Regions from separate parts of the Homo sapiens genome. Here regions 1, 3 and 4 are each linked to region 2. The links are chromatin contacts, found by Hi-C in ENCODE. All regions are on one chromosome and are shown on one strand. Each heading gives the region's core, a stretch centred on a gene start or an enhancer-like site at or near the end of the contact. The rest is flanking DNA. Distances are from core to core; before and after follow the strand shown. Region 1 holds the start of BCL2L1 (BCL2 like 1). Region 2 holds the start of DHX35 (DEAH-box helicase 35). Region 3 holds the start of HM13 (histocompatibility minor 13). Region 4 holds the start of ID1 (inhibitor of DNA binding 1).

What was found. A loop is a pair of places that touch in the nucleus more often than their neighbours do. Pooled maps may share reads with other maps.
Region 1: a pooled map shows a loop between it and region 2 (15-fold over the local background). The contact joins the promoter of BCL2L1 here to the promoter of DHX35 in region 2. A Hi-C loop is called at or near these places in 5 of 50 pooled maps.
Region 3: a loop to region 2 is called in a pooled map, with 15 times the contacts of the local background. The contact joins the promoter of HM13 here to the promoter of DHX35 in region 2. A Hi-C loop is called at or near these places in 6 of 50 pooled maps.
Region 4: a loop to region 2 is called in a pooled map, with 3 times the contacts of the local background. The contact joins the promoter of ID1 here to the promoter of DHX35 in region 2. A Hi-C loop is called at or near these places in 3 of 50 pooled maps.

Annotation. Positions count from the first base shown.
Region 1 is chr20:31,721,503-31,724,318 of GRCh38, forward strand. It overlaps BCL2L1 (BCL2 like 1), which reads right to left and starts at 1,366. Exons shown (of 3, transcript NM_138578.3): 1 at 1,116-1,366; 2 at 153-846. The coding sequence starts at 716. RefSeq lists enhancers at 985-1,740, 1,675-1,734, 1,741-2,495, 2,265-2,464 and silencers at 1,105-1,224, 1,275-1,384, 1,284-1,578, 1,785-2,234.
Region 2 is chr20:38,960,896-38,963,605 of GRCh38, forward strand. It overlaps DHX35 (DEAH-box helicase 35), which reads left to right and starts at 1,449. Exons shown (of 22, transcript NM_021931.4): 1 at 1,449-1,512. The coding sequence starts at 1,473. RefSeq lists a silencer at 1,314-1,433 and an enhancer at 1,474-1,783.
Region 3 is chr20:31,513,144-31,516,033 of GRCh38, forward strand. HM13 (histocompatibility minor 13) reads left to right here and starts at 1,299. Exons shown (of 13, transcript NM_178581.3): 1 at 1,299-1,591. The coding sequence starts at 1,409. RefSeq lists a silencer at 1,896-1,965.
Region 4 is chr20:31,603,858-31,606,557 of GRCh38, forward strand. It overlaps ID1 (inhibitor of DNA binding 1), which reads left to right and starts at 1,432. Exons shown (of 2, transcript NM_002165.4): 1 at 1,432-1,956; 2 at 2,196-2,653. The coding sequence starts at 1,531. The coding sequence ends at 2,237. It overlaps LOC105372588 (a long non-coding RNA gene), which reads right to left and starts at 1,338. Exons shown (of 2, transcript XR_936669.2): 1 at 1,246-1,338; 2 at 834-1,088. RefSeq lists enhancers at 56-894, 630-809, 1,199-1,869, 1,870-2,539, 2,586-2,700.

The DNA of each region.
Region 1 (2,816 bases), core at 116-2,615, 7.2 Mb before region 2:
TCTTGTGGTGAAATGAGGCCAGTCAGGTTTCCTCAACTATCAACGTCTCCAACAATCACCCAACACAACAGAAAGAGATACAGAAGAAGGGCTGTTGGGGATCTCTGACCAGAGGCCAAAGAAAAGGGACACACAAGGGGCTTGGTTCTTACCCAGCCGCCGTTCTCCTGGATCCAAGGCTCTAGGTGGTCATTCAGGTAAGTGGCCATCCAAGCTGCGATCCGACTCACCAATACCTGCATCTCCTTGTCTACGCTTTCCACGCACAGTGCCCCGCCGAAGGAGAAAAAGGCCACAATGCGACCCCAGTTTACCCCATCCCGGAAGAGTTCATTCACTACCTGTTCAAAGCTCTGATATGCTGTCCCTGGGGTGATGTGGAGCTGGGATGTCAGGTCACTGAATGCCCGCCGGTACCGCAGTTCAAACTCGTCGCCTGCCTCCCTCAGCGCTTGCTTTACTGCTGCCATGGGGATCACCTCCCGGGCATCCAAACTGCTGCTGTGGCCAGTGGCTCCATTCACCGCGGGGCTGTCTGCCAGGTGCCAGGATGGGTTGCCATTGATGGCACTGGGGGTCTCCATCTCCGATTCAGTCCCTTCTGGGGCCTCAGTCCTGTTCTCTTCCACATCACTAAACTGACTCCAGCTGTATCCTTTCTGGGAAAGCTTGTAGGAGAGAAAGTCAACCACCAGCTCCCGGTTGCTCTGAGACATTTTTATAATAGGGATGGGCTCAACCAGTCCATTGTCCAAAACACCTGCTCACTCACTGAGTCTCGTCTCTGGTTAGTGATTCTCTTCTAAGATCCAAAGCCAAGATAAGATTCTGAAGGGAGAGAAAGAGCTTCAGGAAAAAAAAATAATTAATATGCATGCCATTTACCCTAAAAATTCCATTCCCCCTCCAGGTACCAGAACTGGTTTCTTTGTGGGTCTTACGAAGGTCTGGGTCTAGGTTCCAAGATACTTCACTTAAGTCAAATCGAAAGCACCAGTGGACTCTGAATCTCCCACCAGCCTTTTCTACCCCCGTCTTCTCCGAAATGCCTTCCTCGGAAAGTCACTCCCTGGGCAGTCCCCCCCGCCCCACTCCCGCTCCCCCGCACCACCTACATTCAAATCCGCCTTAGGCAAAGGCAGGCAGGTGCAGCCCCCGGAAGATCTTTTGTATCACAGGTCGGGAGAGGAGGTGGCTGCGGGGATGCCGGTAACTCAGCCGGCCTCGCGGTGGCTGGCAAAAAAACCAGCTCCGGCCGGAGGGATCATGCGACCCGGCAGGCTGGGAGCCCAGAAGGCGACACAGGAATTGCGAAGCTCAGGAACCAGCCCCCTCGCTTGCTTCCTCCTCCATCGCCCGGATCGAGGGCGGCCGCTCCGCAGCCGCGGCCTCCTGCCACCCGGGAGCCCAGCCCCCTCTCTCTTGCACGCCCCTTGGCTCTCCGCCTCCTACTGGGAGCCAGGAGTACTCTCCCGGAGGTGGCTGGTATGGATTTAGTTGGTTTTTGTTTTTCTTTTTTCTATTTAAGCACCAGCCCAGGGTGAGGTGGAGGCGTCCGAAACCCTAAAGGGACTTCTCAATGGGGTTCAAGGTTTCAGTGAGGGACGCAGGGAGGGGGAAACTGCCTCAGATCTGCAATCTGACTTTGGGAAGGCCACCCCCAGGCCTGTCTGTGATGTTGAAGGCCGGAGACCCCCAACAAATGCCGCTGGTTTGCTCTGAATTCCCCAAAGGCCCAGAACGTGGCAGTTGGGGATTGCCGGGTCCTCCATTCCCCGCCCGGACACAATGGCCGCCGGCGCCCTGCACAAAGACTGGGTGAGGGTGAGGCGCTGGGCCTCTCCTCAGGTCAGGAAGAGGGGTCGAGGCCTGCTCGACGGCCCCACAGCTGAGACCACGTTTTCCTGGGGACAGGCCCAAAGTGGCTTTCTGGCGCCCCCGGGAGGGCTCCGGGGCCGGGGGCTGCACCTCTCCGGAGCCCAGGGTGGGCCGGCTGCGGCCTAGCGGCTTCTCGAGCTCACTAGGCCGGGTACCCGCCGAGCCACCGCCCCGTTGCTAGGCAACCGCCCTCCCCCGGGGGCGCCCCCTAGACCTTCCTGAGAGGAGGGGCCTCGCCCCCGGCGGTCCGCCCCAGCGCAGCCAATCAGCGAGCCCAGCCGGCACGGAAGCGGGACGGCGAAGGCTCCTATTGGGCGCAACGGCTGTCACGCACAGGGGAGGCGGCGCTCTCACCTGCGAGCCCCGCGAGCCGTGGGGGGCCACATCCCCCTTCATCGGCCCGGTAGCTTCCAGACGCAAGAGCTCTTCGCGGCCGAGTTCCGCGCCGCGGACCCGGGCCGGCCTACCTGGCTGCCGGCCTACCTGGCTGACTGCTCGCGCCGTCTCTCCCGAACAAGCCGGCCTCAGTTTCCCCTGAAGAGACAGGGGAACTTGCAAGCTCAGTCACTTCCGGTGCCGCGGCAACGCGCGCGAGCCCGAGACGCAAAGGGAGTGCGCGCCTTGAGTGACTGGCATCAGGACCGGGGAGAGATCGCCCCCTCGCGGTAGATCTGGGGAATCGGGAGGCGCAAAAAATCAACATTTATAATCACATTTCCATTTATTCATTCAGTCAGTCAGTCAGTCACTCATCAGTCAATCAGCCTATTTCATCCGTCCGTCAGTTTATATATAGAAGAAGCATCGCCTTGTGGTTAAGCACTTTGTCTGGATTCTAACTCTGCTAGTTAGGCAAGTTTCTCAACTGCTCTGTGCTTCAATGTCCTCAATTGTAAAATGGGTAATAGTACCAACCTCTCTCGTTGAGCTATTGTGAT
Region 2 (2,710 bases), core at 199-2,698:
GGATAGATAATTTAGAGCTAGCCCTTTAAGGGATAAAGATAATTTAAAGGATGGATGGAGAATTCTAGGCCGAGGGACTAACAGATATTGAGTCCCTACATTAATTACTATAAAAATAAATCAAAGAAGATTCTTACATGAACCTATGCAGGTAAATTCAGATTTTTTTCCCCCTGGTGGATTTGCTCTGAGTTGAGGTAATGAGAGCTAACATTGATTCAGTGCCTGCTATGTTTTGCACTGTTAGGTACTTTACATGTTATCTCATGTAATACCTCTTTAAACCTCATTTTACAACTAAAATTAAATGACAGCTAGGAGCTAGGAAATGGCAAAGTTACGATTCCAAGTCTGGACTGGTTGTCCACAAAAGCCCCTGCTCTTGCCATAATGATGCCACTTCTTTCAAAGAATTCAGAATTTTCTTCACAGCTTTAAAAATGCATAGATTCTGAAGCCTCTCACTTCCTTCCAATTAGTTGCCTACCTAGAAAGTTATTTCCTCCACTTGAGCTCATCACCCCTTCTTAGCGCTCCTTTGGATTACTGTAATTTCTTTTTCTTTGACCTCACCTTTCGTCTGATGGATTAGTGTAATCTTTCCCAAATTTGTTAATCTGAAGAATTCAGGAGCTTCTCAAAATGCAGGTTCCCAAGCCATGCTCCAGGACATCGATTCAGAATTGGATCAAGGCCTAGAATCTGTGTTTTTAACAAGCATTTGACTCAAGGGTATCAAATTGGAGGAAGCACTGAGTTGGTGGACTACCTTAATTGATCTACCCATTTTCAGTCTCTTCTGCCAACCCATTCGCTCCACCCCACCCCCAGTCCGTTTTTCCGTTTTGCCCTCAAGGTCCCTGAAGACTTCCATATCATTTCGCATTGTTTTATTTGGGGCACTGTGCCGCACTACCTGGGCCCACAGCAGGCGCGCAATATTTACTGACAAATACAACCCACGAGGTAGTTCCTATTATTACCCTTCAATTTGAAATTGAGAATAAAACAGAAGTCGACAAGTTGAGGTAGCTTGTGACATCAGTATTTCGTATTTAATCCAGAAAGCACTGCTTCAACGCCCAGTGCGTGCAAGGTTCCACTCTCGGGCCAGCGGTCCTCTCCCAAAGCCCGTTCTTCCTAAGTGTGCGGCCGCCATCCAGGACACGCCACGCTCGTAAAAGGTCACCTGAAGCATCTACCCTCCACGCTCAAGAGGTAGGCGGAGGAGCGCGCCCTTTTCTCCAAAATGGCTGAGCAGGGTCACGTGGGCTCGGGGGCGGGGCCGGTGCGCTCGCCGGAGCCTGGAAGTGGGTCACGTGGCTCAGACGGGGGCGGTAGCTGTGGGGGCGTGGCCGTCACACGGCGCGATCCGTCTGGGCAGCGGCTCTTCGGGGGCCACGCCCTCCGGGCCCTGGGGGCCTAGCGCGCGACGGTGGGGTGGAGCTAGCCTCGTGACCTTTTACCCCAACATGGCTGCGCCCGTGGGACCGGTGAAGTTCTGGCGACCCGGTAAGGCCCTTGGTGGAACGCTGGGCAGATGCGGCGGCCTGACTTCGGTCTTGGCGCCGCGGCCGGCGCCCTGGGGCCAGCAGACCTGCTCGCAGGCCTGACCTCGGCGAGCTGGGCGCTGCCGCCTCTGTGCGGGGGGAGCTCTGGCTCAGGCTCCCCAGTGGTCCCGAGGGATTTGGGGGTGCTCCCCTAGCGTGAGCAGAAACTCTTTGTGACCTTGTTAAAGTGGTCCAGCCTCCTCAGGCCTCGTCTTCCTCGTTACTGATGCTTGTCCTGCCCACCCCGCGAGATGGGGAATCCTAAAGCTCCCTCTCGTGTCTCGTTAGCGCCCTGGGGTTGCGCTGTGGCCCGACAGACAATGCTGCTCGCTGCTGGAGGCTTGCAAGCCCAAGTTATGGAGTCAGACTGTCCGGGTTCGAATTTTCGTCTCTGCCTTGTAGTAGGGTGACCTTGGGCGAGTCACTTAATGCCTCTGAGCCATGACTTCTTTACCTGTAAAGTGGGCAGAACAATAGCTTCTATGCTGTGGGCTTAAATGACAAGCAGAACGCGTTGTCAGACTTAGAATAAATGCTCAAAAAAAGGGAAAGTGTGTTATTTTCTTTTAGGATAATTGTTGTCCACTCCGAATGTCTACTAGAAAAGGGAACAGTCCTTCATATTGGCTGCCAGCCACTTCCTCTCTTACAGACTAACACGAATCACAATCACAAAATGCTTTACTTGTTTTGTCTTGATATTTACTCATTAATCAGGTTTTTACTGAATGTGCATATGCCAGACCGTACTAGATGCATTACTTCCTCTCTGCAAACAGTTTCTTGTAAAAAACAAAAGTTTTTAAATTACAGCTACCAGCTTGATTTTTTTCTACCACCTGCACCCCTGCAGGTCTGGATGTGCAAAGTATATTGCAGCAAAAATGAAATGACACCAAGAATGTAATATAAGCAAAGCTTTTAATTTTTCAGTGGTTCTCTGAAATTCTGACCATGCATATAAGTGATGTGAGAGATAAACCCAAGCAAGAGATATGTTTAATGCTTTTTAAAAATTTGTAGTCTGTCACTTGACAGTTTTATGGTTCAGCATTTCAAGTCATCAGCCAATTATCCATCCTGAGTTTTATTTGCATCCAAAACTAGGAACTTACTAAGTAATGAATACTTTTAATTTATTCACGCTTTTAGTAACAGGT
Region 3 (2,890 bases), core at 49-2,548, 7.4 Mb before region 2:
AAATTGTACAGGGGCATGAACTCGTAAGGTATTATAATTGCCTGGCACATAGTAGGCTCTCAATACATTTGCAAACTCCACACACACCTTACTTTCTTTTGCTTTATTTTTCTCTATTTATCTGCATTAACATGCTATGTAACACATAACTATACATTAACGTTTTACAAATTACAAATTTTTCTTGTTTTTTTTTTTTTTTTTTTTGAGACAGAGTCTCACTCTGTCGCCCAGGCTGGAGTGCAGTGGGCTCACTGCAACCTCCGCCTCCCAGGTTCAAGCCAGTCTCCTGCCTCAGCCTCCCAAGTAGCTGGGATTGTAGGCGCCCGCCACCACGCCCGGCTAATTTTTTATATTTTTAGTACAGACGGGGTTTCACCGTGTTAGCCAGGATGGTCTCGATCTCCTGACCTCGCAATCTGCCCACCTCGGCCTCCCAAAGTGCTGGGATTACAGGCGTGAGCCACCGCGCCTGGCCTTTTTTTTTTTTTTTTTTTTTTTTTTTTTCAGACGGAGTTTCGCTCTTGTTGCCCAGGCTGGAGTGCAATGGCTCAGTCTTGGCTCACTGCAACCTCCGCCTCCCGGGTTCAGGCGATTCTCCTGCCTCAGCCTCCCGAGTAGCTGGGATTACAGGTGCGTGCCACCACGCCCGGCTAATTGTTTGTATTTTTAGTGCAGACGGGGTTTCACCATATTGGTCAGGCTGGTCTCGAACTCGTGACGTCAGGTGATCCACCCGCCTCGGCCTCCTAGAGTGCTGGGATTACAGGCGTGAGCCACTGCGCCCAGCCCATTTTACAGACTTTTATTTTGTTCAGTTTCTTTATTGTCTTCCCAACGTCCCCCCACACACACTGCACTAAAATGCAAACTTCACGAAGGCAAGGAGGAACTTTTGCCTGTATTGTTCACCTCAGTGTCCCCAGAGCCTAGGTCAGTTGTTGGCATATTGAGGGACATTCAATAAATATTTAAGGAGTGAATAAACAATTGGATACCCAATAAATGCATGTATGAATAAACACATTCTTAGTTATTCGGAATATGAGGATTTGCGGAGAGTGGACAGCAGGGGATTGAGGAGACCGGCTGGGACTGGGAAATGGGCATTCGGGTCGCATGCCCACCGCAGTGGCCCAGAGCCCCTGTCCGGACCGCTAACAAGTTGCTTAGCAACCCGCCGCCCGGCCCTCGGCCACCGCTAGAGGGCGAGCGGGCGGGGAGACGTGCACGCGCGCGCGCGTGCGTGCAAGCGTGTGTGCGCGCGTGCGCGGCGCGGGCTTGGGAGGGAGCACGTCACTTCCTGTTGCCTTAGGGGAACGTGGCTTTCCCTGCAGAGCCGGTGTCTCCGCCTGCGTCCCTGCTGCAGCAACCGGAGCTGGAGTCGGATCCCGAACGCACCCTCGCCATGGACTCGGCCCTCAGCGATCCGCATAACGGCAGTGCCGAGGCAGGCGGCCCCACCAACAGCACTACGCGGCCGCCTTCCACGCCCGAGGGCATCGCGCTGGCCTACGGCAGCCTCCTGCTCATGGCGCTGCTGCCCATCTTCTTCGGCGCCCTGCGCTCCGTACGCTGCGCCCGCGGCAAGGTAGGGTCAGCGGGAAAACCGGGCACTTTCCACCCCCATACCGAACACGGCCGACATGGACCCTTCCTAGGCGGGACAGACACCTCTCCCCGGACACTGACTCTTCCCAGCCCTGATCACCACCGTTCCCTCTGTCTCGGGCCCACATTCCGGGGCTGGCATTTCCTACCCCGGGATCTGGGCACCGACCCCCGACCAGGGTATGATACCTTCCCCAATAGGAACTTGCTTCTGCTCCCGACCCGGACCCTGACACTTCCCTCCCTGTGCATCATGCCGCGGCTGGGAACGCTGTCAGCCCGTCCCCCACTGCGACTCGGGCACTGATTGTTCTGAGCCTGTTGGGCCCAGGCAGATCAGCCCCATCATGTATACCTGATGGATACTGGTCCTCACAACTTACTGAATGGTACAATTTCGTGTCATTCCCTGTTAGGAACCCTGCCTCAGCCCACCGCAGGGCCCTTTCTACCATCCAGACCCATCCCTAGACTCTGACTCCTGTCTCACTGGAATCTATGGCACCTTATGTGCTCACCTAGATCCCCCACACCTGGCCCTTGCCCCTGCCTCAAAAACAATGATCTCTTAGAGCCCAGTTTTTCACATCACTTTCTGGAACCATCCCAGTCAGCTGGCTCCTCAGAAGCTGGCATCTTGGTGCCTCTACTTTCCAACTAGGCATGGACGTCTTATTTTCCTGGTTTCCTCTCTTAACTACCATCCAACCTTGGACATGGCCTAGTCAAAACCTAGACCTTGTTCCTAACCTGTAACCCTTTTCCCACCCAGCCTTTGACCCTATCTCAAAGTAGCCCTTCTCCCCATACCCCCAAGACAATCCCCCCACCAAACTGGGCCTGTCTGCTGGGCCACTGTTGGCCCCTCTTGTGAGACTGGGCCAGACTCCATCCCTGGCCTTCCTCAACATCTGTCCTATTGGATAACTAGGAGGACTCCAGCACATTTCACCTTCTGCTTCTCCCTCCCCCTTCCCTGCCCCACTTCTTCCCTATATTAAGCCCTTTCTAGCCCGTTGTACCAATGACTTTTCACTTCCTGGCACCCTCTCCCTTCCTCCACAACCTCTTAATCTGCACCTTCCCGATGCTCCTCCCCCACCCAGACCTGAGGATGGACCTAAGTGGAAGTCTTGCCCAAAGAGGGCAGGCCCACAAAGCAGCTGCCACTTTTGAAACTGCTGAAGCTGAGGTTCTCAAAACACTACCCAACTTGAGCAGTAGCTGAGGCCTGCCATCTTCCTTCCCCAGGAGCAGAGAACTCACTACTGGCTCTGTA
Region 4 (2,700 bases), core at 182-2,681, 7.4 Mb before region 2:
TTCATTTTTTAAAATAAGAAATAAATGAAAAAAGATGATCAAGACAAACTCTTCATACAGTGCCCGCTGTACAAAGTAAGAAATTAATAATGGTCACGTTTGTGATTATTATTTAAACACCAAGCAGATATTAAATATTAGGGCTCAGAGAGGGCATGCGACCCGCCTGAATTCACTCAGCTGCAGAGCTGGAAAGAGAACTCAGGCCTTTTTCCCCACGCTGGAAGGGGTAGCTGGGGCGGAGAGGTGGGGGGAGCGGTGAAGAAACCCCAAGCGGCCCAAGCTGTGGGTCTGGGTTGGGAGACTCGCAGGTGTGGGGCGGGGAGGTAAGGTGACCCTTGCTCAGCGACCGCGCCCGCAAGAAACGCATTCCCAGGCCTCCCGCCCGGGGTCTGCAGGTGACGGGCTGGGGGGAGCACGGGAACTAGCTAGACCAGTTTGTCGTCTCCATGGCGACCGCCCGCGCGGCGCCAGCCTGACAGTCCGTCCGGGTTTTATGAATGGGTGACGTCACAGGCCTGGCGTCTAACGGTCTGAGCCGCTGGTTCAGACGCTGACACAGACCGGCCCGGGAAGGGAGGGGGGAGACTGTAGCTCCGCAGCTGCCGCGCCGTGGGAGGGAGACCCTGCTCTGAGGTCTTTGAGAAGAAAATTTAAAAAGCAGCCAAAAATGGGAAAAAACATTAAAAAATCACGAACTGTTGCAGGTTCAGGAAATTTTTGCAAGGAGCTGCAAATTCAAGGTGGAATCGAATGCAGCCTCACTCCACTGCGCTCTATCTAGTTCACTTCCCAGCCACCCAGCCCCAAACTTACTAGACTTTCCCGAATTAATTGCTCCCACCCGGGAGGGATCTGGGTAGGCCCTCCGGGTCTCAGGAACACGAACAGCAACATTATTTAGGAATTGAGAAAGCCCAGGGGAGCAGATGTAAAGGAGCGCCCGCTTTAAATTTCGGTCCTGATATTTGTAGATCAGGGTCCGAGAAGCATCTTCCAAGAGGGTCCGGAAACCCAGGCTCTCTGGGCTATCCAGAGCCAGCCGCTTCTCCGTTCGGGCCTCAATTTCTCTCATCTGTGAAATGGAGCTGGAGAAGTGAGAAAGTGAATATGGGAAAAACTGATTCCTGAGGTCTTTTCATTATAAGGCAATGCCTGCTTAGCTTCCTTGCCTCCTTCCAGAGGAGCCCAGTGCGGCCCTCGCCTCTACCCGCTGCCCTGCCCGGTGCCCTGCCACCGACCCACCCTTGCTGTTCTGAAACCCGGGTCGTCTTTCCACACTGCGAGCAGGCACTAGACGAGCAGGAGGCTGGACCTAGGAGCGCGGGTCACGCCCCCATGCCGCCCATTGGCTGCTTTTGAACGTTCTGAGCCCGCCCCTCCGGGGGCCGTGGCGTGTTTATAAAAGACAAGCTGTGGCTCCGCACTCTCATTCCACGTTCTTAACTGTTCCATTTTCCGTATCTGCTTCGGGCTTCCACCTCATTTTTTTCGCTTTGCCCATTCTGTTTCAGCCAGTCGCCAAGAATCATGAAAGTCGCCAGTGGCAGCACCGCCACCGCCGCCGCGGGCCCCAGCTGCGCGCTGAAGGCCGGCAAGACAGCGAGCGGTGCGGGCGAGGTGGTGCGCTGTCTGTCTGAGCAGAGCGTGGCCATCTCGCGCTGCGCCGGGGGCGCCGGGGCGCGCCTGCCTGCCCTGCTGGACGAGCAGCAGGTAAACGTGCTGCTCTACGACATGAACGGCTGTTACTCACGCCTCAAGGAGCTGGTGCCCACCCTGCCCCAGAACCGCAAGGTGAGCAAGGTGGAGATTCTCCAGCACGTCATCGACTACATCAGGGACCTTCAGTTGGAGCTGAACTCGGAATCCGAAGTTGGAACCCCCGGGGGCCGAGGGCTGCCGGTCCGGGCTCCGCTCAGCACCCTCAACGGCGAGATCAGCGCCCTGACGGCCGAGGTGAGATCCAGATCCGACCACTAGATCATCCTTATACCGACGGGGAAACGGAGGCCAGAGAGGGCGTGGGCGCTTGCACCACTTCCGTCCCATCCTTGCGGGTACCTGGCTATGCGGGGGTGCCTAAGGAGCCTGGAAAAAGCGCTCCCCCGTCGTGCTTCCTGGGGAAGGGGGCGTTCGCTGCGCTCGGAGCGGCGTCCCTTCCAACCCGCCGGTCTCATTTCTTCTCGTTTTCACAGGCGGCATGCGTTCCTGCGGACGATCGCATCTTGTGTCGCTGAAGCGCCTCCCCCAGGGACCGGCGGACCCCAGCCATCCAGGGGGCAAGAGGAATTACGTGCTCTGTGGGTCTCCCCCAACGCGCCTCGCCGGATCTGAGGGAGAACAAGACCGATCGGCGGCCACTGCGCCCTTAACTGCATCCAGCCTGGGGCTGAGGCTGAGGCACTGGCGAGGAGAGGGCGCTCCTCTCTGCACACCTACTAGTCACCAGAGACTTTAGGGGGTGGGATTCCACTCGTGTGTTTCTATTTTTTGAAAAGCAGACATTTTAAAAAATGGTCACGTTTGGTGCTTCTCAGATTTCTGAGGAAATTGCTTTGTATTGTATATTACAATGATCACCGACTGAAAATATTGTTTTACAATAGTTCTGTGGGGCTGTTTTTTTGTTATTAAACAAATAATTTAGATGGTGGTAAAGTTGTAGTGACTTCTTGGGTTGAGGGGAGGGGCCTGGGCTGG